Regions from separate parts of the Mus musculus genome. Here all the other regions are linked to region 1. The links are chromatin loops, found by intact Hi-C in ENCODE. Cell type or tissue: heart. All regions are shown on one strand. Region 1 has its middle 6.7 kb from the start of Vgll4. Region 2 overlaps Gm36355 (a long non-coding RNA gene). Region 3 overlaps Syn2 (synapsin II). Region 4 overlaps Hrh1 (histamine receptor H1). Region 5 overlaps Hrh1 (histamine receptor H1). Region 6 overlaps Tamm41 (TAM41 mitochondrial translocator assembly and maintenance homolog). Region 7 has its middle 53 kb from the start of Gm38875.

Region 1 (4,000 bases):
CGACATAAAACCGCTCTTCAAACAGGATGTAAAATTTCAATACAACATCTCCCTCTAGGGGCCAATTTTAAATCACACTGGCAATTCAGAAAAGTGAAGTCGCCAGTGTAAACTGTCTCTCAAATACAACAGCCTCTTGCTTTTACCTAGACAAGTCATTGAAAATGACTCTTAAAAAATTTTAAAAGAGAAAATGCCTCTTACCAAATAGCTTCACCTTCATTAAATATCTCAAAAATTAAAACAAAAAATACTATTAAGAACAAATTCTATTGGTGACAGGTGACTAAAGAGAAGCAGGTTTCAAGATGAACTCAAGGCATAAACAAACTTAATGAGTACATGCTCAGAATAGTGGCTTTTTTTTTAAGCTTTGCTTTTATTTGACATGTATGGGCATTTTGCCTGCATGTAAGCCAGTGCACCATGTACATGCAGTACCCAAGGAGGCCAGAAGAGGGCTCCAATCCACCAGAACTGGAGTTACAAAGGTTGTAAGCCACCATGTGGGTGCTAGGAATCAAAGGCCAGACCTCCCGAAAAGAGGCCAGTACTCTTCACTGCTGAGCCATCACTCCAGTGTTTAAAATAACTAGAAAAAGCCAAGGACAGTGGTGTTAATGCCTGTAATCCTAGCACCTGTGACTCTGACCGAGGAGGACTGATATGAGGTCCAGTCCAGAGTGGTCTGTGCAGGAGAACACTGTTTCAACCACCACCGCAGCTGCCACCACCCCCGCCCCCGCTGCCCACCACCTTCATAACAAATCAGTGCTGCGGGAAGGAAATAAATTACCGCCCCCAGAAAGAGCGGTCTCTAGTGAACCCTGGTACATCTACAGTTCTCCACGCCCAACAATGTGCACGCCCAACAAAGTGACTTCCACACGAGGGAAGCACCCTGAGCGGCACCCCAGCCCAGTTCCAATTTTAATTCTCTCGATGGTATTGTCAAGAGTAAGGTCAGGTCTCTTTTCTTTTTAAGATTTATTTATTTTTATTTTGTGTATATGTGTTTGTGCCTGAGTGTATGCCTGTGCACAACATGCATGCATGCATTGCCTTCAGAGGCCAGAAGAGGGCACCAGATCCCCCGGGTCTGGAGTAATGGACAGTTGTGAACAGCATGTGAATGCTGAGAACCAAGCCAAGCTCCTCTGCAAGAGCAACAGAGCACTCTTAACCACTGAGCCATCTCTCTAGGCCCCATTCTTACCTTTCAACCCTGTCAGCTGTATTCAGTACTGTAGAAGAGAAATAAGTATTTCTGTTGAAAATATCGTTAAGCCAAATAATGCCCAATAGTATTCAAGTCTTCTCACAAAGCGAGCCCAGGTTTTCTGAGAGAGATGTGCCAGAGTCACCCTATAGCCACCCCTTCAGTGTTTTTACTGATGCTGTGTTTAAATGGACACTAACATGGCCACCAGAATTCCATCTACAAGACTGGTGTAGTTTGGGACCTGGGAGGCACCTCAGAGAATAAAGGTGCTTGCTGCCAAATCTGACAACCTGAGTTCAACCCCTGGGACCCCATGTGGTGGAAGGACAGACAGCACCAACTCTGGTGAGCCGTGGGTAAATATGATAGAAGTCAAAGTTTCTAGAGTTGGTTGTTGTAATCCACAACTGTCACCCCGGCACATAAGAGCCTGAGATAGAAAGAGCAGATGTTTTTAGGCTAGCCTGGGCTACACTGTAACCCTGTTTCTAAAACACAAAGGAAGGAGAGGTGGTTTTCCCACCCACTGGAACCAGTCAGGAGCCTTCTAAGCCAAGCATTGTCCAGTCCCCAATTCTATAGCCAGGCCCAGGGAACCCCAGACAGATGAAGTTTGGATTTACAAGTACACACCTAGACAGTTTTAAAATGCTTCTCCTAGAACAGTGGTTTTCAACCTTCCCAATGATGCAATCCTATTAACGGTTTCTCATGCTGTGGTGACCCAAGCATAAAATGACTTTTGTTGCTACTTCATAACTGTTATTTTGCTACTGTGACGACTATTAATGTAAATATTATCTGTGTTTCTGATGGTCTTGGGTGACCCCTGAACTACTGGCCTAGTGAGAAGCTCCTGGCTGCCGGCCCACCCTTACAGGTGTAGTGCTCTTGACTACCACTAGGGGGCACTGCGAGCCAACCTAAGACACCACATCCCCCTTACATGTAAGCCTTCAGTATTCCTTTACATAGAAGGGCCTGTCATCTTAGGTAGGCTTCCTAGCTCAGAGGCATCTAGAACTGATGCAAAACACATACACACACACTTACTTCGTCTGGGAATTGGGCTTAGCAGGCTCTCCTGTTGACCTGTCCCTCCCAGAAGCTGTTGGTCCCAGGCAGTTGGCGGAGAATTTCCAGTCTTTTCTGGCTGCACTAAGTGGGGTCACTGTCTCTTTACAGCTGTACCCCTCAAGTATTGGCCTCCTATTCACACCTCCTGTCTCTCTTTAGATCACTTTCCCCAGAACCTAACAACAACAACACTTGGCACTGTTAGGTAGCCCAGCTATTTTCTGAGAACAAACTGGAACGGAGACCTCTAAGTCTAATCTGGGTACTGAGGGAAGCAGGAGAGGCCACCAGGCCCCAGAGGCAGTGAGTGTTTCTGATGGAGTCCAGGACACTGAAAAGGAGCTACACCCTACGGCTCCTGACGCTTTAAACAGTTAGAAAGCAGAGATGGTCAAGTGAACATCGTGACTCTGTGGCTTATTTCTGGCATTAAAAAAAGAAAGTTTTTCCCTAGGTTCTTTACATAATATGTAAAGAAGGGGAGACTAATTGAGCAGACTTCCCAAGGCCTATAGCAGACAGATAAAGTACATAAGCCACACAAAGTTCAGAATGATTCAATGTCACTTGGGGTGGCAGTGGCCTGAAGTTTGAAGTGTATGGATGGTATCCAGCACAGCCAGGACACTGGAGAACAATGGGGTCCTCCCTGCTTACAGGCCAGAGCCTGCTTACAGCAGACTCTGTCAGCTCCTGGCTTTCTGTGTTTGCTGCAGTGAGAACATAGTCCTGTAGGGGTCAGTGAAAGTCCAGTGTCCAGAAATGTCCAGTTCTCAAGAAGTGGAGGATTTCACCCCAGATCTCACATGTGGGCTCCCAGCACAGGGGAGCAAGCTCTTACCATAGTGGCCTCATAGGTAGCCACAAGTCTAGAATCATCTCACAGCTAAGTGACACATGAGATAGCCTTGGAAACACAGTAGGTCTCCTGTGCCCCCATACTACCATCAGTGCTGGAGATGCTAGAGCATACTAGGCAAGCACTCCTCACTGAGCCACACTCCCTAACCTAGAGGTTCTGAGCAGATTTTGAAAACCATAACGGCTGTAGCCCTGGTAAGGAAAGCCGACTCTTCAGAAAGAGCAATCAGGGTGCATAGAAGACTGAGCCCAGAAGGACAAACAGGAGGAGGATGCAAAGGACACTGCAGGCGGCACCAGAGGCAGAAAGCAGGACACTCTGCCTGCTTTCTATCTAAGGGGACAGAGGCTTCCTGGTAAAGGAGCCCTAAACGTAGGAAAGATTGGGCTTACAGCCCGGCTCTGACACTTGATCAAGTAACTGCACAACTGCTGACTTCCGGGTATGTAAATGAGCATGGCAGAACCCCGCCCCCCAATCATGCAGGGCTACCTAGGGCCAGACCGGTGAATTCAGAGCTAGGGCTTCTTGCACAATGGTTTCCTCATGTTCCATAAAGGATGCCAAGTCTGTTAGGGTGATAGGCCTGCCCTGCCCCCAGCCCCAAAGAACTGCAAACAGAACCAGCCATAAAAAAGGGGGAGAAAAGAGCGGGAACAAAGGTCTTGCCACTGCCCGTTTAACGGCTTCCTTAACACCCAGGTGGCGTTAACCCTCAGGTTGATTGCTCAGAAAAATGTAAGATTACTGCTCCGAAAAGCTGCCAGCTATCCAGGACTCATATGGATCACCCATCTGTCACTTAAGTAGACAGTAGTAATGGAAGATACACCTCCCTT
Region 2 (4,000 bases), 610 kb after region 1:
ACGCGCAGCCTACTGCCTTCATCTGCCACTGACCAAAACATCCCTGCGCAGCACAGAAGGTCACTTGATTGCGTCTTTCTCCATCATGATCAGTAGAACACCAGCGCTCAAGGACTTTGCATGCCGGTCAGCACCACCCTGGGAGACAAAAAGCAAATGTGAAAACTGGGTTTACTTTCTGGCTGGAGCACCTGGCATTAGAAAGTGGGTGCCGCCCAGCAAGGTCACGTGTGACCACAGCTTCAGAGAAAATGACCAAAGCAAAGGACAGAGGGGAAGTGGGCTCACCGTGTAGCCACTGCCAGACAGCAGCTTCCACGACAGAACTACTTGGCCCTGGCCTCCTCTGTCCTGTGTCCTCCCTGAGGCAGGCCAGCAGTCACTGAGATGTACCTATCTCCCTGCAGGAGTGACAGTAGCAGGGGTGGATACCTGGGCCCTCCCTGCAAATGCTCATGAATGGGACCTCACTAACTACAAATCCTGGGACCAGACCTGGGGTCTCATCCTTCCCAGCTATCCTCAGGCCTCAGAGTGCTACCACCACCTTCCGACCCCAGGCAGGAAAGTCTGGCTTATGTGTACTCCCTGAAGCAGCTTTTGTATTCACATAAATAACAGGAGAAATAATATGGCGATCGGTTTCCATACCCACCACCCAGATTTATTTCCATGGATTTTGTTTTGTTTTTAAGAAATGAAGCATTAGAGGCAAAATTAAAGCCCCTTTATCCCCTGCCAATTGGGCACCATAGATGACTGGGCATTGGTATATGAACATATCTACATGTACATCCAATACGTGATACATTGTGTTTTAATTTTCATAAGGTTATATATTATCCTGTATCTTTATCATGTGTTTAAAATTTGCCTATCAATACGCTGACGGAGAAACGTGTTAGTAAGTTAGTTTGTTCACCTTTACAGCCTACTGCCATGCAGTATTCTACTCTAAGGATGCTGTACAGTGTGTGTCTATGGCGCATTTTATGACTGTGCCATCCATATAGGGAGAAACAGTTAGGCTCTTTCTCTCAAAACATACACAAACATGCACACACGAATGCACAGGCACACACATGCACACTCAACTACATGCCACATTTTGATTTATACGAGAAGTCTGGCTGGAGGGGGGATCCGCATGTAAGGGTGCTTTCTGCTCTGCCTTGGAACCTGAGTCCTATTCCCAGCACCTCCACCAGTGGCTCAACTGCCTGTCACCCCAGCTCCAGGGGATCCAACAACCCATTCTGGCTTCGCCAAGCAGTTTGACCCATGCATACATATATACATACATATATACATAAAATATTTTTCTTTAAAAAGGCATTTGGGCTGAGAGACAGCTCAGTGATTAAGAGCGCTCACTGTTCCGTCCTGCAGAGTCCCAGTCCCAGTCCCCACGTCGGGCAGCTCACAGTCATCAGCCTGTAACCCCAGCTCCAGGGGGATCCCACCTCTGGCCTGGTTGGGCACCCGCACTCTTGTGCACAAACCGATACACAAGACACATATGCAGACACGGTTTTAAAAAGAAGATCTTTGTATGTCTACGAGTAGTACACACAAGTTTCTCTAAGAAATTAGCCCCACAATAGGATGTGTTAGGCTGTTAAAGGAAGGCAGAGAGAGGTGGGCATAATAAACCTGAGATCCAGCATCGCCTCGAGCAAGTGTCAGCTCTGTGTGACCTTGGACAAGTCACTTACCTGTTTGCATCTAGTGAAGCCAGTGTTCTGATCTCTAACTTGGAGGATCTTGAAAAGGATCAAGCTCCTGTCCCTCTAAAAAAAAGGAGTGGAAATGGGCCAGGTGACTTCTTCAATAATACTATGGTGATCTGGGTTGTTTTAGTTGGGTTTTTATTTTTTTCTGACAACCACAATAGCCTAAAGGCAGCAGCTGGATACCATGCAAAGGCCCAGCAAACCTCGAGGGCTCGCTGCTCGCCCCTCACCACGTGGCCCCAAGTTAATGCGGAACCCTTGTTTATAGGTGAAACAGGAGTGGCCCCCACCCCGGAAAAGTGGTCGAGTGGTCATAGGGCGTCTAGCAACACGGGCCTCTCCTTTTCTGTGGTTCAACAGATTCTCCCTCAAAACTGAGGAAGGCTTGTTCTGCCAGCAGGATGAAGCTGGATCGCATCCTGGGTCGGGTAGATTTGGTGTTTCCGCAGCTCTAGTTGAAGATGGTGCCCATCAGCACAAGGCTTCACCTGGAGTGGTTGAAATTTGCTGAAATGCCGCCATCTCGTGGTTGAGATGCAACACTGCAGGGTCCGGCCTCTCAGGAAAACAATGGTGCGACAGGGTCTGCCCAGCCCTGCTCAGAAATGCGGCCGGCTCCCCATTGTCTGCGGGGTAAAGTCCGAAAGCCAAGCCTGGAATTCAAGCTCCTCCACAATCCGCCCCACCTTGCCTATCCGGCCTTATCTCGACTCCGACCTCCTGCCCCGGCCAGGTCCAGCTCCTCCCTGAACCTCCAAGCTGAGTCCAGCCTCTCACTGTGGCCAGCCCTGTGCTCCAGACAACCATCAGGCCCCCAGCTTCTAAGCCAGCTCTTCTAGGAAGCCTTCCTAGTCCATCAAGGGCCCCACCGCCATCACCTGCCCTCCCACCAACTCTTAACAGAGTCGTGGTTTTTTTTTTTTTTTTTGGTTTTTTTTTTTTTCCAACACTGCATGCTTGTTGTTTGGGTGTTTGAGCTAAGCCCTAGAGTCCCATGAGGCCGTTGAGGCTGGGAGTCCATGGAGCCTGCTCTGGTCCCAGCTACCCGAAACAGAGACAGAGGTGATAGCACCCAACTCACAGGCGTGCTATGACAACCACACAATGGCCATAGTAGAGGTGAGCAGGATGGCTAGATAAAACACAGGGCATCATCTAGTTGACCTCGAACTTCAGCCTTGAAAACTGTCGAATCTATACACCAAATTTCATGCCTATAATCCCAATACTTGGGAGATGAAGATCCGAGTTCAAGGTTATTCTGTGCTACATGCAGAGTTTGAAGCCAGCAACATCAGACGGTTTCTGAATGGGAAGAAAGGAAGAAACTGAAGGAAGGGAGAGAGAGAGAGGCAGGGAGGGAGGAAGACAAGGTTATAACTGCTCCTAAGTATGGTGGAGGAGTAAGTTTATTATAGATATAAGGGAGAGATAGCCAGAGGCAGAGACATCTGGGAGAGTCCAAAGTGGTCATGACCTGAACCATATGGGGAGAGGGGGGAGGGAAAAGGAGAGACAGGAACCAAGTACAACAGCCAGGAGGCCAAAGGCCCAAAAGGAGAGGCAGGTAACCAAAATATCTGGGTTACATAGGGAAGAGTCTCTGGGAAAAGGGCAGCCCTAGCCCAGCCCCTGGGCTGGAGAGTTCAGGGTAGAGGGCAGGGGCATAGCAGCCATATCCTGTAACAGGTAGGGACTAAGGGATGCTGGAAGAACCTGGTGGCCAGGTCTACTTTGATATGTTAAATAGGCACCTCAGCCTATTGTCCCAAATTTGAAACTTAACAGTTAACAGTTTCAAACCCCTTCCCCTTCCCCCACCCTCACCCCCAACAAAAAGTACGTGGGAGGGGGGGGCAACTTTTTAAAAAAATATATTTTAAAAAATTATGTGTTGGTTCTGTTCATGACTCACATTAAGATTCGGTGTCCCCAGACAGTTGGGACACCTTTAATCCCAGCACTCAGGAGGCTGAAGCAGGTAGATCTCTGAGTTTGAAGCCAGCCTGGTCTACAGAGTTAAGTTCCAGGACAGGAAGAGCTACACAGAAAAACCCTTATCTGGAAAAACAAAACAAAAAACAAACAAACAAAAGATTTGATGTCCATTTCCTGCTGTGTTTACTATGTAGTAGACAAATGTCCTTTATACTGATAGAAATGTTTGCTTGTTTTAGTCTATCAAAAATAGTTTACACCTTTAATCCCAGCATTCGGGAGGTGGGGGCAGCTGGATCTTGATTCCAGACAGCCTGGTCTACAAAGCG
Region 3 (4,000 bases), 340 kb after region 1:
AGGGTCACCTGAGCGTCACTGTTCAGAGTCATTGCTGGGAATTCATTACCTAAGCCTAACTGATCCGATTGAGCTATCCACACATCCCTCCCACCCTAGATGGCAAACTGATACATGCGGTCTAAGGGGTCCACTGTGAATCACACAGTTCTTGCTTTTCCACCAACACCCTTTGCCTAAATTTCCCCAGGCTGTTTACATAGGTTCTCACTTACCTTTCGCCCACGTGCCCTCTTACATTTTGTGTTCCTGTCGTAGCAATGCCGATCTCAATGGCCTATGCCTCTCTTGTAGCCTCTCCCTAAAATGATTTCCCTCTTTTGTTTTTGGCACGGCTCACTGTTTTGGTAAAGAAACTTTCACCACAGTATAACTAACATTCTTCAATCATCCAAAGATGCCGCCTGCTCAGCAGCTGCTGCCTCTCCTCCTGGAGTTGTGGTTTTCTACTTTCTATCAGGAGAGATTGTTCTTCCCTCTTTGTTTGTTCTTCACTCCTGCCAGGATGCAAGCTCTTTGTAAACAGGAATCTGCTCATCATTTCATCTAAAGGGCTTAGAAAGCATCCAGAATCTAGCAGCCACTGACTATAGTCACACAGGGCTCTCCAGGTGGGATCTCATGTGACTTCATCAGTACAGTGCAGGCCTAGACAAACTAAGAGGCCATCACTAGGCGATGTGATTTCATGAGCCCACCAGCATATATGTGGCCAATCATTGACCTAAATATTGTTATGCAGCACATGACTGAACATCACAGGTGCTCTAAAAAAGGTGGTTGAGAGCAGTTTGCCCAAGTTGCACTCTGTTGTCTGTAGAAAAGGTAAACTACAATAACAAATATAAATCTAATTTTAATACCTCTGCATTTAGGAATAGTTTACCTTTGTCATTTATAATGACCTGTTACTGAATTCCTATCCTAACTTGCTTTTCTTATGCTACCTCTGCCCCTGTAGGTGACACAGAACATGACTGATGATGTGTCCCCATTTGTAATCAGCACCTTTGATGGCCCTCTCATCCTATTTGGGATTAATGTCAGGATCCTAAGGGACCCTTGGTAGCATGCAAACAGAAGAGCTATAAATCAAGAATCATTGCCTGGGTCCCAGCCTACATGTCACATCTCCTGCCAAACCCCTGCATGTGTCATGTATGCCACTCCTCACCCAAGCCACTCTTGTTAGCTTCATTTGTGACCATGCAACCACAGGCTGAATGAGAAAGAACTTACAGCTTGAATCACATAGCCCCATGATTTGCTCTTTGCCCAGTAATATAGAAGAGGACCAGGACAGAACTGTGACTTGGAAAACATAAGCTAGCTAACCACTGTGCATCCTCCCAAGAGTCAGGGAGGCATTGACCACATCACCAAAAGCAGAGCGAGCGGTCAACAACAAAGCTCCATTTGGCTGTCAATGACTAGGTCTCAGCCTGGCTGGAATATTAACCTCCAGGCTGTCCCATGCAATGAAACCTCTACAGTGGTATGCTGTTCTCAGGGTGGCAGTGACACCTTGTGGCCAATGATTGCAGAGCCTCTGTGGTTCATACTTAGCCTTTTGCCTGGTACCCCTGCTGTCCCATCCCCCAAACATACTCAGTCATTTAGAGTAGAAACTTGCTTACTGCTTCCATCTCTAGGGCTTAGGAAAAACCTAGTACCCAGGACCACTGACTATGTCAAGAACAGCTTGACAATTGAGAAACCCCTGAGAAGTGTGAGATGAATCACCAGGATCTGAGACAGGCCTGAAGCTGGGGCTGCGGAGAGCTGGAGCTGCTTCCTAGACTCCCACCTTCAGGTGGCCAGAATTTCAGGTGCTGATTCAGTGAATCTGGTCCTGGTCTTTCTCTGGCACCCCATTGTTATATATTTTACCAGCTCCCTGTTTGGCTTGTGGATGAGGTCCATAGAGACCAAGTTTAAGACCAGGCCTTGGGAAGCATTGACCTGCATTGATGTGCATCTGGGAAAAAGTGAAGCTCGCTCTCTCTCTCTCACTGCCTGAACTGATCAGAAAACACACTGAATGTTGCTTCTAGTCCAAGGGTGGTAATATAACAGGATGGATTCCAACTGAGAGGAGAGGCCAGGATGTTGGGGCTTGTGGCTCATCTACTTTATGGACAAAAGTAAGAGAGCTGTGGCAACAGAGGATGTAGTTCAGCTGGCAGAGTACTTGTATACCACGACTCAAGCGTGCGTGCCTTGGGATCAGTCTCCAGCATAGGCATAAGCCAGGTGTGGTGGCTCCCTTGTAATCTCAGCCTTCTTTCGGTGGAGATATATGAATCAAAAGCTCTGGGTCATCCTTCACTATACAGCAGATTTGATGTTAGCTTAGTATACATGGACCTCTGTCTCAGACCAAACAACATAAGCTAAAGGAGCTTCAGTTGACTACCAGCTGTTTCCAGAAGGCTATGACTCAATGTCTTTAGCTTTCTGATGCCGTCACGGATTAGAAATGGTCCCAGAGGCAAATCTGCTGGAAGACAGGCTTTGACCTTGTATTAAGGAATCAACTCGCCGATACTGAGAGCAGCAACTGCTGCTCGGGACCATGTGACTGTCACATTAATGTTCAGATTTCAGCAGGATAAGCTACTTACTGGGTGGGGAGGTGGTGACAGGATGGGTGGGGGCTGATGAGGCAAGTAGCTCTCAGAACCTTCCAGAACTAGAGTACTGTGCTCCAGGCTGAGTGTAACCACCAGACCTGGGAGAGGTAGTGGGAAAAACTTAGAATAAAAGGACTGGGGTGGGAGGTGTTGGAGCAATGGCTCAGTGCTTAGGAGCACTGGCTGCTCTGGCAGAGGGCCCCCTCTAGTTCCTAGCTCACAGCTATCTGCAAGGATTAAAGATACTTTTCTCTAACTTCTGTGGGCCCCAAGCATGCACACGGCACCCATACATATATGTAGGCAAACACTCATACATATATGATAAATTTTTCTGTGAACTTGTACAAGGAGACCAAGATGAGAGGGGATCTCTTCACTCTGAGAACAGCCTCCAGGGCTGGACGATTAGGGAGAGGCACAACCATCCCTTCAATCCCATATCAGGACTGTTTCACTTGTTCTAAGAGGTAAAGTTAGGACAAACCAAGGCCTTCCTGCTTCCCACAGCAGGCCCGGCTTGAGAGAACGTGTTCCCCAGTGAGTAGAAGCTGAGAACTCCAGGAGATTGGGGGCAGGTTCAGATAAAGCCACCAGTGACTAGATCCCTTAACGAACTATTAAGAGAAACCAGTTATTTTGGGATTGTCTTTACTTTCATGGACATCTTTAATCACTCAAAACTGACATTCTGACCTAGGGTGACCTGATCCTCAGAGCCCCCATAGGACTTGTGGCCCCCACGGACCATTTCTGGTGTCCTCAGGTTATGGAAGGGCCACTATCCAGGCAGTGGTCTTTGCCCAAGAGTAATTCCCCTGGGAAGGAAGGGGCATCATCTCATTCCTGGATACCTTTTATACCCTTGCAGAGGAAGGAAAGGGGCAGTGGCAACTGAAAGGTCTCAAGGTGCTGAAAACATACTGTCCCCTTTGCTCTACAACCTCCTGACCACATTCCTTCCTGCTGCTTCATTCTCCCTGGAGTACTGGACCGGGGAAGCAAGGCCTGGGGGAGCTGATCAGAATAGTTCTGTGGCGTGGCCAGCAAGGAGCTTGGCCTGGCCCCTTTCCTGGGGCCAGACCCTGGGACCCTTTCCCAATTTCCTGTCTCAGATATGCTGAGCAAGCACAGGCCTTCCTCCTGGTGGGGGCAGCTGGTGTTAAGCCAACAATTCTCAAAAGTTGAGTCACTCAATGTCTTTCCTTCCTCAGCTTTCCATCCTGTTGGGGCCTCACTTAGATAGGAGCTCCTCTGCCAGTCTGTCTAACAAAAGCCACAGGGTGGGAAATTAGATGTACCTTCAGCAAAACCCCCATAGATCCTCATGGGCTACGTTTCTCTCTCAGGCCAGTGATCTGCAATTG
Region 4 (4,000 bases), 470 kb before region 1:
CTCACCGAACTTGGAGCTCACTCACCTCCCCGGGCCCCCGCTAGCCTAGCTGGCCAGTAGGCCACAGTCCTCATTCTGTCTCAACTTGGTCTCACACTCTGTACTCGGGTTGCGCAGTCACACTTGGCTTTTTAACATGGGTGTTTAGGGTCTCAACTCAGTTTCTTAACTTCAGTAGCAAGCAGTCTTCCCCTCCCCTCCCCTCCCCTCCCCCTTTCCCTCCTTGTCCCTTCTTTCTTTCAGTACTGGGGTTCTAACCTAGGGTTTCATTCATACTGGCAAAGTGTTCCCAACTCTGGTTAAGAGCATTGGTTGCTTTTGTAGAAAACCTGGGTTCAATTCCCAGTACCCACAGGCTGTTCACAACAAACTGGTAATCTAATTTCAAGGGATCTGCTACCCTCTTCTGGCCACTATGGGTACTGCATGCACACAGTGCCCAAATACCCAAGTAAACAAAAACACTCATACACATAAAATAAAATAAAATAAAATAAAATAAAATAAAATAAAATGAATCTTGAAAGAAGTTTTTTTTTGAGACTCTGCCTTACCACATTGTTTAGGTCCACTCTGAACTTGAGATCCTCCTGCCTCTGCCTCAAGCTCTGCAGTTACAGATGGGATGGGATTTGCTTTGACTGCCCTGTAATGCTCAGACGGACTTAGATGTCTTCCTTCCAGGGAGAGAATAGCAGTTCTGTGACGAGATTTCAAATGCTCCCACAGCCGAAGGCATCACAGACGCGGTGGTGATCAGTGTTGTCCTGCATTGTGCTTGTGTGTGTCAGCCCTCCCTTTACCTCCGGGAGCATCTAATCAAAGCTCTGAGGTGGGAGGTGGCGGCTCTGATGCTCTCCGTACATGGGCTTAGCTTCCCTTCCTCAAGGCTGAGCCTTCTTCACAGTTGCTAGCTAGAATCCTCTAGAACTCAGTTCCATTCATCTGTTGTCAACACGGCCAAGGCTATGGAAAGCTTCCCCCGGAACACAGAAACCATACCCGGGCTTTGCATGAGTGTTTTCTAATTGGCATCTAACAACGGTGCATATTTAGTGTAGAAGATGGTATTTCGATATGCTAAGTAGCATGTCTGCCATCTTGTCAGTTTATCACCCACCCTCCTGAGGTTCCTGGCACCCAGAATCCTTTCATCCAGCTGTTTTAGGGATGTTCTGCACAACCTCCTTAAGCACATCTGCCCTGTTGTGTATAGAGATCTCCACTCGGTATGAGGCTGTGCCTGGAAGCGAGCCCCCTCCACTCCTGCCCTTCCTCCACAGCCTCTGTGAGCCTCCCCTCTCCTCCCCTCCTCTGTCGGTAGTGTCTTCAGATGCCTCGAAGAAGTGACATCATAGAGTCTTTGCGTTTCTGTAGCTTTCTATCAGTGAAATAAATGGAAGTGCCTTTTGAAAGTAGGTTCTTTACAAAATGCATAAAGTAAACAAATGGTGGGCTAGGAACCACACAGATCCAGTAAAAGGGGTAGTGATGGAGGCAATGGAAGGACAGAGAGAGGTATGGATGTAGGGAAATTGCTTTTTATTTTATTTCTTTTTATGTGTCTGTACAACGTGTGCATGCAATACTTATACAGGCCAGAAGATGGCGTCAGATTCCCCCGGAACAGTAGCTGCAGATGGTTGTGAGCTGTCATGTTGATCCTGGAAATAGAACTCAGATCCTCTGCAAGAGAAGCTAGTGCTCTTAACCACTGAGCATTCTCTCCAGCCTCCAAGAAATTGCTTTTTGATTGGTAAATTTGGGGGCTGGCAGATATGAGACAAGAAGCAGGCCAGTGCGCTGGGACCTTTGCAGTGGCCTGAGAGAGAACCTGAGTTTGTATCTGAGCCTGGACCCAGCAGTCTTCATGCAGGGGAAGGAAATGGGTGGGTGGCCGGCATCCAAGCATTGCCAGGGGCCCTGGAGCTGAGCCCCAGGAGGTGGCACTGGCAGGAGCCACAGACAAGCCCATCAGCAGATGAGGATACTGGCTTCGGTGCCCTCTTCTGGTGCTTAGACAAAGAAATCACTGGAAATGAAAACAGAAAACTGTGGGCTCAGTTATTGCCCTGGGGCCACAGGGAGCTTGTTCCCAGAGAAACAGGGGATCAAGAGGCACACCTGACTGCTTGGCCCCAAACCTGGCTAAGGGGCAAGGGATTAAAGACTGGATTCCTAAGCCCCAGGCCAGACCTTATGGACTCTTCTCCAGAATTTGGCCCGGTGTATCTTTTCATCACTTCTGTTCCCTTCTTTCTGTGGCTGTGTTAGAGCCTCCAGGTTTCTCTCTGTAGTGACTCTTAAAGTAGAGAGCACACCGGTCTTTATGAGCCAGTCTACCCCCTAAGCTGCCCTGGAAGAACTGTGCCTCTTACAGAGTGTGCAACCTCCCTGTCCGTCCTCTTGCCCTTCCCAGAGTAATCCCTGCCTGACATTCGAATTGTTTTTAGCACATGCTGGATAACATGCAGCTTTGGTCCTTTTTGTGTCTGGGGTATTTACTTCACATCTCCAGTCCCCACCCCCTCTGTTACAGCAAGCCATAGGACATTGTTCTTTTTTATGACCGAAAAGCATTTCACTATGTGTGTATGCAACTTCTTTCATCTCTCCCTCTATTGATGTTTCCTTGGCAATTCTTATGATCTCAATCTAAATACAGGCTTTGTGCAGAAGCTCTGGCTCTAAGGTGACCCAGCATCACGGGTGTCAGTGGGGAGCCTGCTACAAACGCAGCACCCCACATGCTGCCTCATACATTTTAACTTGAGCCCCAGAAAATACATGTGTGTAGTAAGATACTCAGAGAACTAACTTAAGCCAGCCTGCTAGTACACACCTGTCATTCTAGCGCTTAGGGTGTGGAGACAGGAGGATCAGAAGTTCAAAGAGTTCGAGGCCAGCTTGGGCTACATGAGGCTCAGTGTCCAATTAGTTAACTAATACAGAGCAAAGAAATCATGTAGGATGATCCCATGCCGCTTTCTTCAGTTTCCTTCCATGGGAGGAGCATCCTGCAAAGCTCTTGGCCAGCATCACAATCAGCATGATGACATCACTGCTTCCAGGGCAGTGGCATCCCAGCATCCCTTGCCTCTGATGATCACTCATCTATTGTCTATATCTTTAATTTGATTCTTTCGAGGGTGCTGCATAAACAGAATCGTGTAGTAAGCAGCCATTTGAGCTGGGCTTTTCTCGTCAGGATGCTCTGTGCCTGTTGGCAGCCCATCCTCTTGGGCTGCAGAATGGCAGCCAGGACTTCTTGGAGGCTAAACACACAGCTGACCATTGAGCTACACCAGAGGCTCCAGCTTGCTCCCCTTTTATTGCCGAGTGGTATTTTGTGCTGTGCTACATTTGGGGGCTGCGAGCGTACAGCAACTGGGTGACCCACCAGTGAGTTCTTGTGTGAACACCACTTTCCTTTCTCCGGGGCAGACGATCAGGGGTGCATTGTTGAGCTGTTGGGAGCCACATGTTTAGGACTCTAGGTCACAGCTGTACTCTTTTCTGTGTGTCCGTGTGGTTTCCGGTTGTCATTGGGAGTATGCAAAGAGCATGGTGCAGTCTCTGCACACTCCTGGGTGTTTCTGCCACAGTTCTTTGTTTCAACCACTCAGTATGTGTGCAGCAGTGTCTGCTATGCTTTCCATCTTCATTTCCCTCGTGGCCAGTGGCATTGTGTGTGTGTGTGTGTGTGTGTGTGTGTGTGTGTGTGTGTGTGTGTGTGTGTGCTCACGTGCTCGTATGCATGTACGTGTGTATGTGTGTGTGTCCTGGTGAAATGTCTCTTCATGACACTCCCTTGACTCCTGATTGGATTGTTTGGTCTTTACTGCTGAGTTTTGAGGGTTTGTTTTTTTGGTTTTGGTTTTGATTTGGTTTGGCTTGTGAGGGGGAATATCATGTAACCTAGACTGACCTCAAGCTCACAGTGACCTTGAACTTCCAATCCTCCTGCCTCTACTTCCCCAGTACTGGCCAATAGTCATGA
Region 5 (4,000 bases), 520 kb before region 1:
AGCAAGCCTGGTGGCCAATGCTGGCTGGAAACAGGCAGACAGGTGGACTAGCAGACAGCAAGAAGCCTTCTGGGGTCTATGTAGGTACCAAGGAGGTACGGAGGAGTAGGGCCTGAGCTGCAGATTTGAGGGCTATTTGTATAGCGTGTATTTTATAGCTACCAAATATATTTTATAACTACCAAATGCCTACCCAGGTGCATTTTATAGCTACCAAATGTATTTTAAGCTCCCAGATGCCTGCCTTTCTAGGCAATTTCCATGTAGTCTCTTGATTTAGCTGGGCTCCTTTCATTTGCTCGCTGACTTTTCTCTGTTCTTGAAGAGGCTCACTGATCCTCATTAAGGAAATGCACACTGTTGTTCCTTGCACAGAGTTATGGCCAGGCCACACATATGAACTCAGGGCTTTGAATAAGACTTGTCCCTGGGGGTCTTGCTCACCGTGGTTTTTGTAGTCCCAGGGACCTCTCTCTGGGCTCTCTGGGTAACTTGGCTCCAGCCTCCCTGGAGGACTGCAGATGGCCCGGCTCTTGCCAGTGTCTCCCAAGGCTCCCTGTATGAATCTAGGGGAAGGATGATCTTGCATTTAAATCAGGCCATTCCTGTTTCTCCCTGAGAATAGGCATATTTGAAGCAGAAAGGGCGAGAGAGACTGTTGCAGATTCAGCTGTACAGTGCCACTTGCCAATCCAGCCAGGGCTCAGGGCTGGGAACACGGGGCTCTGTCTTGGGCCCACCACCTTCCAGATTGTGTCCTGGTCAAATGTCCTGACTTCTCTGTAACTTGATGCCCTCCCTGTGTAGTTAGCTGTGTGACAGTACAGTCTTGTGCCATATAATGCTATTTTGGGCAAAGATGGATTGAAGGGAGGTCAGTATCTCCTAAGATTACCATGAGGCAGAACAGACATTGTCACCACAGGCGGTGATGCTATAAGATCAATCAGTGGGACATATGCAAGGCCTCAGTTCACATACGTGTTTATGCCTTATATTTTAACAAACATGTTTGAGAGGTAAAATAATTATAATGACAATTAAGCCCAGGTATGATGAGAGTACACGCCCATGAGAGCAGCTACCGGGAGGTGGGGGAATCAGGAGTGCATGCTCATTGCTGGCTACATAGTGAGTGTGAGGCTAGCCTGGGAGACGTGAGGCTCTGCCTCAAAAACAACACACACATGCACACGCACACAACCAACAACCTCCACTAACACATACACACAGACACAACCAGCAACCTCACTAACACATATAAATGCACACAAAAACCCACAACCTCCAGTAACACACACACACAAAACCAACAACCTCCACTAACACACACACAATCTCCACACAAAACAACACGCAAAACAACCAACAACCTCCACTAACACACATATACACAAAACCAACAACCTCAACTAACACATACACACACACACAAAATCAACAACCTCTACTAAAATACACACCCACAACAATTTCCACTAATACACATATGCACACACACATGTACACACACACATGCACACACACACACACACACAGAGCTAGTAAAATGGCTCAGTGGGTAAGACTGTTAGTTGTTCTTGCAGAAGACCTGAGCTCAATCCCCAGCAGTCACATGGTGGCTCACCACCACCTATAACTCCAGTTCAATGGGGTCTGACGCTTTCTCGTCCCCATGGTCACTAGGCAAGAACATAGTGCACAGACTACATGCATGCACACCCACACACATAAAATAAATACTTCTTAAGTATTATAACCATTCTTACAGAGGCGTCATGTACAACGTTCCCGAAGTCTCTGGCAGTGAATAGAACTTTTTCTAGGCTTTACAGGTTCCCAGAGTAGTCTCTGCCCTGTAGGATCGATCCCACCATAAGAGCAGCAACAGGTGGCCGAGTTTTCATCTTATTTCATATATTTTTGACTGCATCTTTTCTATATCTGGATTTTTTTCATTTATTTATTCATGTTTTTTTTTTCTCCCCTTAAAAAAAAAAGTCTTTATGTGTTTTGAAAATTTGCCTATATGGCCATGCCTTCCATACATGCAGTACTAGAGGAGACCAGAAGAGGTCATCAGAGCCACTGGGACTGGAGTAGCTGATGGTTCTAAGATGCTACGTGAGCCCTGGGAACAGAATCCAGGTGCTCTGCTCTTAGCTGCTGAGCCATCCCATCCCTCCAGCTCCTATTTATGGTATTTGTTTGTTTGTTTGCTTGTTTATTAAAGAAGACAAGAGTCTCACTCTGTAGCCCAGGATGATCTTTCTGTGTAGCTCAGGATGGCCACCTGCCTCAGCTTCCCAGGTGCTGGGATTTCAGGTGTGCAGCCGTGTTAGCTTAGACATGTCTAGATGTCTGAACGCTCACTGTGTGTTGCTGGTGCTTGTGGTATACTCACAGGCTGTGCTGACTTGCAGCTGGGGGCAGCGGTTCATGCTATACAGCCTAGGTATGTGGCAGCCTCTGCCAGTCTGCTGTGTTTGTGTGGCAATGGAATGGCACGTGTCTCGTAATGAATCATGTCACATCCCTGTCCCTTGGTGATGCCTGACAATTTACTGCCAGCATCGTTTATGAGTATTAAATGAGTCATGAAGCTTGAGTGAATTACTATTTGAAAAGCATCGACAACAGGGGCATAAGTGTATTAAATAAGCTGATTAATAAGCAGCTGCCTGGAACCCCCCTACCCCCCCCCCCAGGAAGTCAGCTGTCGGTTTATTGGATTGTCAGTTTGCAATGGCGTGGCCCTGTCCCTGAATGCCAGGGCCTGTGTGGCCCTTTCTGAGTGGCATTAGCGGCTCAGAGTCCTCAAGTTGTTGGGCACCACTGGCGTTTGCCAAGGCTTCCTAGGTAAGGCACGCTAGAGCCTGGGGACAGGTGGGTTTGGTGGTCATCACTGGGACCTCCCGGTCTTTTCCTGGACCTGTTTGGCTGCAAGTATGTCTGTTCGTACTGGTGTGCAAAGAGACCAGACAGAGACATCGGGTCCCCTAGAGCTGAATGGCTATGAACTCGCAAGTGGGTGCTGGAAATCCTCGGAAGAGCAGCAAGTGTTCTCAACCACTGAGGTCACCTCTTCAGGCTCCTGGGCGCCAATCTTTGGCTTCCAGGGAAGCATTTTAATCTCCCTGGCCTCAGTTTCCTCATCTGGAAAAAGGACAAAATGGTGATGCCCATCTTATAGCCTTATTGAGAGCCCAGTGTCCCAGACCCCAGCTGGCTCCTCCTCAGGGAGGGCTATCTTGCTCCAACCTGTGATCTGACAGGTTATCTGCACAGCTCCCAGCAACCTATCGTATGGGAACAGTATTTGCTGGCATCCCTTCACCTGCAATGACTTTGTTAGCAGCTGGCACCTAGTAGGTGCGCAATAAAAACCTACCCAATGCAAGCTAACAGGTAGCTGCGTAGCCCACCACGATGTCTCTGTTTAATGCAGGGCCACTCAGACTGTGAAGTTGAATGGCCTAGGAAACCCTGGCTGGAGGCAAACCCTTTTCACGACTGCTTCAGGAGCTCGATAAATATTTGTCGGTAATTTATCGATTGATTCTCACAGCACCTGGCACCGGGCTTGACTGAGGCCTTCCATTAGTAAGTCGGGAACACGAGATAGACGATGTTTCCTCCCTCGCCTCTCCTGTAGGGGGCTGGGTGCACAGGAGGCTTTGCCCGGCTAAAGCTCTGTCCAACTGGAGGAAGATAAAAGGCGAGGCAGCTGGAGAACAAAATGTCACCGTGATTGCCAATCAGCGGGGCCGAGAGTGAGTGACTGGAAGGCAGAGCTGGCTGGGCTCCTGCCCAGGTGCAGCAGTGCTGGGCGCTGGCCCCTCCCTCCTGGGGAGAGAAGCCTGGCAACCTATGCACTGCCCTGTGTGCACGTTTCCTTCTCGATCCATGTGAGTGTGCGCGTGTGTCTGTGCATCGAGGGGTTGGGTGCTGACTAATTACCTGTGTAAGCAGAGGATTGAAGAAGCAGGGTCACCATCCC
Region 6 (4,000 bases), 100 kb after region 1:
TGACAGAGAACAGCCCAGGCCTAGTGAGCTCCCGATTTGTCCCATGATGCCTCTCGACATTCACAGTCCCATTCTTAGTCCCATCTACCAGATCCTTCTTAAGAGTGTCACATCTCCTTTGTGTACATTTCTGTGGCTTTTACAGAAGCTATTTTGGGATGTGAATAACTCAAACATGCAAAGTGAGTAACCTTGGGCTTCTTTTCCTGGTTAACAAAATACCACTTGTTCTCCGAGAAGGCTGCTCTGCACGCGCTGCTGGAGAGCAGTCTGCTTGCTATTTGAGGTTAAGTGAGTGAAAAATAAAAGCATCCTTACTCGAGGGGAAAATGTGCGGATCTGGTTCTCCAGCGAAAGGTGAACTAGGACCTCGTCTCCGTAGCAGTGCTATTTGTGAGAGTGAAAAGCAGCGAGCACTTGGGACCCTGCCAGAGGGGCTTGGGAAAAGGAGAAAGCCCTCACATTTGTGAATAGCCGTTTGTACCTACTGGGAACGCTCTGACCTGGACCTGGACTGCACACGCGGCATTAGCAATCCCAACCGCAGGAAGGAAGGGTGATGCCTGAAGGGTCTTTCAAAGGCGAGATTTGTGGGTACCTTTCAAGCCAGGGAAAAAGAGTTACACGAGGGACTCCAGTTAACAGTGACAGCAGAGACTACTTGAAGTGCAGAGTGACCTCCTAGTTTCAAAGACCCCAGACCTGCACAGTCCTGTGACACTCCCTCAGCTCCCACCTGAACATTCCCATCTCAACATCAGGGCAGGGAATGCTCTAAGCTGTCACCGCTTGAAGCCACGAGGGCTGGAGTCTGGTCAATCTGCCGGACTGTGGGCTCTCAGGACAACTGATGTGGGGGTCTTCATTTTTATTCCTTCAGCATGCAGAGAGGAAACTTGGCTGCCTTTCGAGTCATTAAATGAATTGCTCAATCTTTGCATTTCAAAGGTGAGGTGCCCAGAAGCTGGCTCCCAGTACTGCAGAGCCAGAACTAGGAAACCAGGTCTCCCACTCCCTAATTCACTGGGATTTTTCTATCCGCAGAATGTAAATCAATAAAGTTACATCACGGCAAGAAATCACCTAGGGGTGACATACTAAAAATACCACTTAATTTTATATTTTACACAGATGTTCATATGGCATGTGAATTTTTTTTCTCGATAAAACTCATTTTAGTTACTTAATATATATTTTTGGGACAGTGCTTACTGTTTAACCCTGGGTGGCTTAAAGCCTAGGCAGATCAAGCTGGCCTGAAATTCAGAGATCCACCTGTCTCTGCATCGAGAGCTGGGATTAAAAGCTTGTACTACTATGGTTAGCTCCATTAAACACTTCAAATTCCATGATTCTGGAAAAATATCTGTTGTAGGGTTTGGGATATATCTCAGTGTTAGCCTTCTGGGAACCATGCCCTGCACTATGCATAGATACACACACACACACACACACACACACACAGAGAGAGAGAGAGAGAGAGAGAGGAGAGAGAGAGACAGACTCAGAACTTAAAGCTGTCCAGGAAATAAAAATAGGTATCTTTTCAACCATGAGGCAAGCTGACAGGAAAGTATAATATACATTGTTTATTTAATTTTTTTTTCTTTTCTTTTTTATGATACAGGGTCTCACTATGTAGTCGTGGCTGTCCCGGAACTCAGAGATCCACTTGCCCCACCTCCTGAGAGCTGGGTTAAAGGCATGCACCACTATGTCAAGCAAAAGTGTAAGAGAAGTTTAATTTATAGTCAACTCTTTCTAGAAATGCCCATCTTTCCAAATCCTTCATAGCCTTTTTGAACACTTGCTAGTGAATGAGAAATCCCCTTTCAATTTGCAAGCTCCAGACACTCTGGGAGCTTTAGGCAACATCGTCTGATAGAATGTCTTTTAAAACTTAAAAACGAGGAGTTCACATATTTCAGAATTCTTTTTTAAGACACTTGCTCATTTTTCTTGTAGAAGATACCACTTTTGTTCAAGTGTCACAGTGTTTGCTGCCACCTATAGGTGAAAAGTTTGACTGTGGACCCTAATAGGAAGAGGTAGGCAGATTTATTCCCACAGGAGAGTCAAGAAGATGGAGAGGGGGAAGGTGCTCACATATCATCATCAAAGATTTGCTTCAAAATATTTATTTATTTTTAATGTGTATGAGTAAGCTTAACATCCATATGAACACATACCATATGTGCATAATGCCCAAAGAGACCAGAAGATGTCAGAGCCTTGGGAAGTACAGTTACAGACAGTTGTGGTCCCACACTTGGGACACGTGCTGAGCACAAATGAGGTCTAGGTTTACTCCCCAGCAAAAGAAACAACTCAGAGGCCATCGTGTTTACTCTGTGATTTTGTGATGGTTTATATAATCTTGGACCAGGGAGTGGCACCATCTGGAGGTATGGCCTTGATGGAATAGGTGTGACCTGGTTGGAATAGGTATGTCACTGTGGGTGTGGGCTTAAGACTCTCACCCCAGTTGCCTGGAAGTCAGTCTTCCACTAGCAGCCTTTGGATGAAGATGTAGAACTCTCAGCTCTGCCTGCGCCATGTCTGCCTGGATGCTGCCATGCTTCCACCTTGATGATAATGGACTAAATCTCTGGACTTGTAAGCCAGCCCCAGTTAAATGTTGTTTTTTTTTATAAGACTTGCCTTGGTCATGGTGTCTGTTCACAGCAGTAAAACCCTAACTAAGACAGATTCCATAGCATTTTTGGGTTCTAAAAGATAATTAAACAAACAACAAAACAAAAAGCTTAACATGCTGGCGAGGTGGCTCGGCAGTTGAGGGCACTGGCTGTTTGTCCAGTTCCCACATGGTGTAACTCCAGCTCCAGGGGAGCAGACACCATCTGCTGGCCTCTACAGGCATTGCACACATGTGGTGCACAGATATGCATTGTAGGCAAAACACCCATTTCCATAAAATAAAAAAATAACTCTTGAAAAAGTTTTAAAGTATTCCTGGCAAAAGTATAATAAGGAAACATTTGCACACATTTGTACACTTTGGTTCAATTTTCTTTAATGTAAAAGTATCAGACAGCCAAGAACACTGAAAGGGGAACAGCATTTGTGAGTTTCTCTAAATTAAACACTTGGGAATGCTCACCCATAGATGACTACCCCGAGGTGAGGGAAGACCTAGCCAGCGAGCAGCGCGGGCCATGCACTTACATGGGAAGCAGACGTTAGAAGACTAGGTATGCTGGGTTCTAAAAGCTGAGTCTTTTTGAGCACACAACCCTGCTTCTAATTTCCAGGCAGGGCAGGATTACTTCCTCCATTGTACAGGTGGGTAAATTGAGATTTTGTAACTAACCGTGTAAGTTCATATGAAGGTAGGGGGTGGCAGAAGACTGAGGCATGATGCTTCTCATTTTATACCCATTTCTGCTCCATTAAGCTACAGAGTTTGCAAAAACAGACAGACCTCAAGGAAAAGAAACCCACCCAAATCAAATCCCACAATCGTCCAGTGGCAGAGCCCCTGCTGAGCATCACACACTCTTGGGACTGTGCACACACTATGGTGCACATCTGTAGTCCAGCTACTATGGGAACATGATAGGACTACGTCTCAAGGAAAAGCAAAGCAAGAAACAGGAAGAAAACTTGAGACAGAAAATGGATACTTTTGGTTTCTAAAATTTGCTTTCTAAAAAACTTTCATCTGTAGTAATTTCCTCAATGTTGGTTTTGCTAGTTATAGGACCTTGAAGTGATATGATCACGAAGCATACAATTATTTCTTGTGAATATCTGAAGCAGTTTCAGTGCGCCTGCTGCTCCTGGACATTTAAAACTGCTTCTCCTGGAACAGGGATGACGCTCAGCTGTATATCGTTAACCGGTTTGCATCAGGCCCTGGGTTCCCACCCCAGCACACACATTCTAGCCCAATTAAGAGACACAGGGAAGACATCGCTGTGTGTTTACCTAAGTATGTACACGTGTAATATGCACACGCATGTGTAAGGGGCACACAAAT
Region 7 (4,000 bases), 580 kb before region 1:
TTGAGGAGGAAAGGGTTTGCTTCACCTCACAACTGTAGCCCATCATGTCAGGGCAGGAACTCAAGGCAGGAGCTGCAGCAGAGGCTAAGGAAGAATGTTGCTTACTGGCTCACTCCCCAGGGTTCACTCAGCCTGATTTCTTACACAGCCCAGGACTGCTTGTCCAGAACAGGACAAACCATGTGGGCTGGACCCTCCCACATCCATCCTCAGTCAAGATCCTGCCTCACGGGCCAGCCTGCTGGGGTATTTGAGGTTCCTTCTTCCCAGATCATCCTAGCTTGTATCAAGTTCACACACACACACACACACACACACACACACACACACACACACACACACAAAACCACACAGAAAATCCTAACCAGCACAAAGGCCAGGGAGGACTCCGAAAAATGGACCATCATTACTCATCATTACTCCAGCCTGAACACTCCTGTTTAAAAGACAAAGGAGCTCTGGGAAGCAGTTGCAACTGGGAGGCAGGTGGCAAAAAGCACCAAAGATGGGGATAAGGTGAGTACAAAAGTCATGCCAAGTACTGGCATTTGCTAAGCACTTACCAGAGGCTGGTAAGATTACAGTAAGCAGGAACTGGGCTGGTCCTTCCTGAATTAAGGAGGTTTCCCGATCTCCCTCCTCTATAGTGTCAGTAAACACAGAAGGCTCGCCATATGCCTGAAGCTTTAGTGTGTCTTTCACTTACTCTCCCTGTGACCCTGCAGAGGATCCATTATACAGATGTTAATGTGGAGGTTCAGAAAGGTGAAGTGACACTTATATGATGCCACAGAGCAAAGTGCCCTGGCTAGGCCTCAAGCCATGCATATCCAGCCACAGCTTCCATGCTTTTGGTTCCTTTTGTTTTCCATCAGGTCTCAAGGTCCAAACAGAATTGGAGCCCTCAAGGACTTGGGCTTCTGTGATCTGCTCCCAAGCGCATTCTCAAAATACTTTCCTGCTGCCACTGAAGCGCCAAAGTCCTGGTCTCTCCCACCAACTCCCTACTCCTGCTTCAGGCAGCAGCAAAGGATGCCTTCGTGGCACAAGGCTTCCACCTGGTGTATGTGATGTGTATAGCAACCCTAGAGACAGTGAGGCCAGGAACTGACAGGTTCAGGGACTTCTGTGACCAAGCTCAGTGCTAGGGGGACACCTGCACTGATCCCATTTAACCCTCATTTGGCCCTATAGAACCTACTTCCTTTGTATGAAAAAAAAATATCTCAAGAAAAGTGGGTGACCATGAACAAATAGGGCTCCCACTACATGAGGTCTCCAGAGTAGCATGAGCTTCATAGAGACCTGATGATCAGTAGATTGCTAGGAGATGGAGGGACAGAATGTGTGTGTGTGTGTGTGTGTGTGTGTGTGTGTGTGTGTGCCTCACAGAGATAGAATTTCATTTTTGTTGGAAGGAGTCTAGAGACAGGGCTGGTGATGGCTGTACACAGTTGTGTCAGCTCACTTCCTGTTGCTGTGGAAAAAAAAAAGACCCCAACAAAAGCAACTTCAGGAAGGAAGAGCTATTGGATCACAGTTCAAAGGTGCACTTCAGTCGTGGCAGGTAACGGCAGCAGGAGCGTGCCATGACTGGCTGGTTATGTCGCATCTGCAGTCAGGAAGCAGAGAGAGATGAATGTTGGGGTTCAGCCCTCTTCTACTTTTCATTCAATCTGGGATTCCCAGCCCCAGGGCAGCCCACATTCAGGATGGACTATCTTACCCCCGATCAATATAGCCTAGAATCTCCCCCAAACGCCCAGGGCTCTGTCTCCTAGTGATTCCAGATCCTGTAAAGATGGCAGTGCTAACTATCACAGGGACGCGACTCACTGAGATGGGTCATGGTAGTAGCATGGTAGATTCCCTGCTGTGTAGCTTATCACCACATCACTCCGTGACCCAACTAAGAGATGAGTAAAAACCTCAACCCAAGAGAGCGCGTTGAGTCTGTCCTGGGTGCAGGATTTACAGAGCGCTCAGCGTGTGCCTGTTGGTGTTGTGCTTGATAGGTATGTTCGGATCCTGCTCCTTGGTGGGCACTGCCCAGGCTCTTGACATACAGTGAACCAAACCTGTCCCATGATGGAGCTGATAGTAATAAATGCTCAAATGTCAGGGAGGGGGACATTGTGCTACAAGGAAACAACAGAGCAGGATCAAAGGATAGTGAATGGCTTAGTGGGAGATGGGAGCAATCTGGGAGGGCTTTCCCAGGAGGTGGCATTTCAGAGTTACCTATCCCCACTGCTATTTTGTTACAGATGAGCCACCCATCTGAACACAGATGCTAGGTAGGTATCACACAGCTAGGAAGTGACCTGGCCTGTGAAATACCAACACTGGAGCCCCTATCTCTTCCCTTTAGCTCGACGGGGGTGGCTAAGCTGAGCCTCTGCCAGTTTCCCTGCCAGTCAGCCATGTGCCAGCAGGTGGCACTGTGGCCTGATAACAGACACTAGTGACCATCCTGCCCCAGTGGCTGGAAAGGCTGTTAATGACAGGCAGGTAAAGGGATACCTGGGCCTGAGGCCTCACGGGACAGTGACAACCCTCTTGTCAGGAAGGGCAAGCTTTACTCTTTCAACCCTCTTGGTCACATCCAGTTGTCTTGACTGGATGCTGTCTCTGTCTCCGACTCTAAGGATGAACCCACAGGTAAATGGCAGAAGCTTTGGGCTTAAACTCTGGGGTTAGCTGTGCACTTACACCACAGTGTTTCTTGGAACCCTCCTGTGCTGAGTGAACCCTGGGGCTTAAGAAGAAACAGTGTAGAGATGTGTGCCCCAGAGGCTTCAGCTGGTACCCAGCACATGGAGTCTGTGACCTGTTAGGGAGATTTCCTGAAGCAGGGAAGCCAGGTGTGGGGGGTATTGCATGACTGGAGAACTTTAGACAGAGCTGGTTGTGAAGACACGCCAGACTGCAAAGGTCATATCTGAACCAGTGGGATGTGAGGAGCCACAGAGATTCACAGGGGACTGGTATTCGTGGCAGAAGGATAAAATCAAGGGGTCTCTCAGGATGCCGGAGCCAGAGCGGAGTAAGCCAGGACCAATTTGGCAGGAGGCTAAGCACATCACAGGGGGCCTTGTGTATTAACCCAGAAGGGAAGGAGACAGGAATCATTCTGGGATAAGGTGTGACATGGCTCTGGCTCCCACAGTTATAGTCCCCTCATAGCCATTCTCTGTGTGAGGAGCCAGGCAGATGTTCAGGGAAGGAGGGGTTGGTATCTGCGCACAGCCAGGACAGCCCAGGTCAGGCTGTGGCAGAAAATGACTCCATGTGGTCCCAGGGCTTCTCTCTGTGGCACATGGCATGACATGGGTTTGGCCCAAGTGAGTGACAGCCCTTCCCTGGGATTCCACCGGGTAGAAGACAGTCAGTTTAGGCTGCAGGTGCTTTCCATGTGTGGTTCCAGCTAGAGGAGGAGTCTGGCACTGATAACAGCAATGTGCATGACCAAGAGGTACATCTTCACAGGTCGGAGTTCAGGGAGGGGAGGGAACTCAAGCCTCCGGGATCTCAGAGGACACTGGGCCAGCAGTGGACGCCACACTGCTCTTAGGACTGCCTATCTGTCACAGTGAGCCTTCTTTTCTAATGAACATAAATTCCAGTTACACCTGCTCCCATTTGGAGAACTGGCTACCTCTGCTTTTCATGGAGAGAGGCTGTCGGGGCAGAATCAAGTTCCCAGTCTCAGCTAACAGCTTCTTCCCTGAGCTTGGCCTCCTACCCAGGAGCCAGGACTCCTTTGAAGTCCACCATCACTGTTTTATCTCTGAAAATACTTCACCATCTTGCAGTTCCACCCAGAGACCAGTGCCTCTTCCCTTCCCGCCTCTCCTCACCCTCTACACCAAGCTGGCCACAGGTCTCCTGCTAAGTTACAGCCTCTCTTCCTCTGAGCACCTCTGTGTGTGAGGAAGCCCAACATTTTACCTTCCCTGACATTCAAGGCTGACATGATTTGAACGTGTTCTCTGAGGAT

What was found. A loop is a pair of places that touch in the nucleus more often than their neighbours do. Peaks named below come from ENCODE experiments on the same cell type or tissue, not always from the same donor. Only the 100,000 strongest peaks of a DNase experiment are listed, where the experiment ranks them.
Region 2: it touches region 1 in a loop (4-fold over the local background); 4 of 42 quality-filtered maps call a loop at or near these places.
Region 3: it touches region 1 in a loop (15-fold over the local background); 13 of 42 quality-filtered maps call a loop at or near these places.
Region 4: it touches region 1 in a loop (5-fold over the local background); 3 of 42 quality-filtered maps call a loop at or near these places.
Region 5: it touches region 1 in a loop (1.9-fold over the local background); 2 of 42 quality-filtered maps call a loop at or near these places.
Region 6: a loop joins it to region 1, with 8 times the contacts of the local background. A loop is called at or near these places in 27 of 42 quality-filtered maps.
Region 7: a loop joins it to region 1, with 5 times the contacts of the local background. A loop is called at or near these places in 6 of 42 quality-filtered maps.

What each region holds. Positions count from the first base shown.
Region 1 is chr6:114,926,513-114,930,512 of GRCm38, forward strand. It overlaps a transcript of Vgll4 not described here. Among named protein-coding and RNA genes, the nearest start is that of Vgll4, 6.7 kb to the left of the region's middle. In heart, CTCF peaks have their summits at 94, 419 (motif pointing right), 2,115 (motif pointing right), 3,016 (motif pointing right) and 1 weaker place; a DNase peak (open chromatin) is centred at 2,119; H3K27ac peaks cover 723 bases.
Region 2 is chr6:115,536,826-115,540,825 of GRCm38, forward strand. Gm36355 (a long non-coding RNA gene) reads right to left here. Exons shown (of 7, transcript XR_869382.3): 3 at 2,222-2,359; 4 at 1,716-1,790; 5 at 34-138. Among named protein-coding and RNA genes, the nearest start is that of Gm36355, 5.8 kb to the right of the region's middle. In heart, a CTCF peak has its summit at 2,265 (motif pointing left); a DNase peak (open chromatin) is centred at 2,276; H3K4me3 peaks cover 567 bases; H3K27ac peaks cover 638 bases; H3K27me3 peaks cover 1,458 bases.
Region 3 is chr6:115,266,568-115,270,567 of GRCm38, forward strand. The region is part of intron 10 of Syn2 (synapsin II); the gene reads left to right. Among named protein-coding and RNA genes, the nearest start is that of Timp4, 16 kb to the left of the region's middle. In heart, a CTCF peak has its summit at 1,527 (motif pointing left); DNase peaks (open chromatin) are centred at 1,514, 2,614, 3,194 and 3,644; H3K27ac peaks cover 440 bases; H3K27me3 peaks cover 3,632 bases.
Region 4 is chr6:114,461,328-114,465,327 of GRCm38, forward strand. All of the region lies in intron 1 of Hrh1 (histamine receptor H1), which reads left to right. Among named protein-coding and RNA genes, the nearest start is that of Hrh1, 65 kb to the left of the region's middle. In heart, CTCF peaks have their summits at 411 (motif pointing left) and 1,606 (motif pointing right); no DNase peak of the experiment used is centred here; H3K27me3 peaks cover 957 bases.
Region 5 is chr6:114,404,730-114,408,729 of GRCm38, forward strand. The region is part of intron 1 of Hrh1 (histamine receptor H1); the gene reads left to right. Among named protein-coding and RNA genes, the nearest start is that of Hrh1, 8.8 kb to the left of the region's middle. In heart, CTCF peaks have their summits at 2,067 (motif pointing right) and 3,640; a DNase peak (open chromatin) is centred at 3,732; H3K27me3 peaks cover 1,662 bases.
Region 6 is chr6:115,027,451-115,031,450 of GRCm38, forward strand. All of the region lies in intron 3 of Tamm41 (TAM41 mitochondrial translocator assembly and maintenance homolog), which reads right to left. Among named protein-coding and RNA genes, the nearest start is that of Tamm41, 8.4 kb to the right of the region's middle. In heart, CTCF peaks have their summits at 2,010 (motif pointing left) and 2,867 (motif pointing left); no DNase peak of the experiment used is centred here.
Region 7 is chr6:114,342,913-114,346,912 of GRCm38, forward strand. No RefSeq gene overlaps it. Among named protein-coding and RNA genes, the nearest start is that of Gm38875, 53 kb to the right of the region's middle. In heart, CTCF peaks have their summits at 1,069 (motif pointing left) and 2,430 (motif pointing right); a DNase peak (open chromatin) is centred at 2,419; H3K27me3 peaks cover 1,559 bases.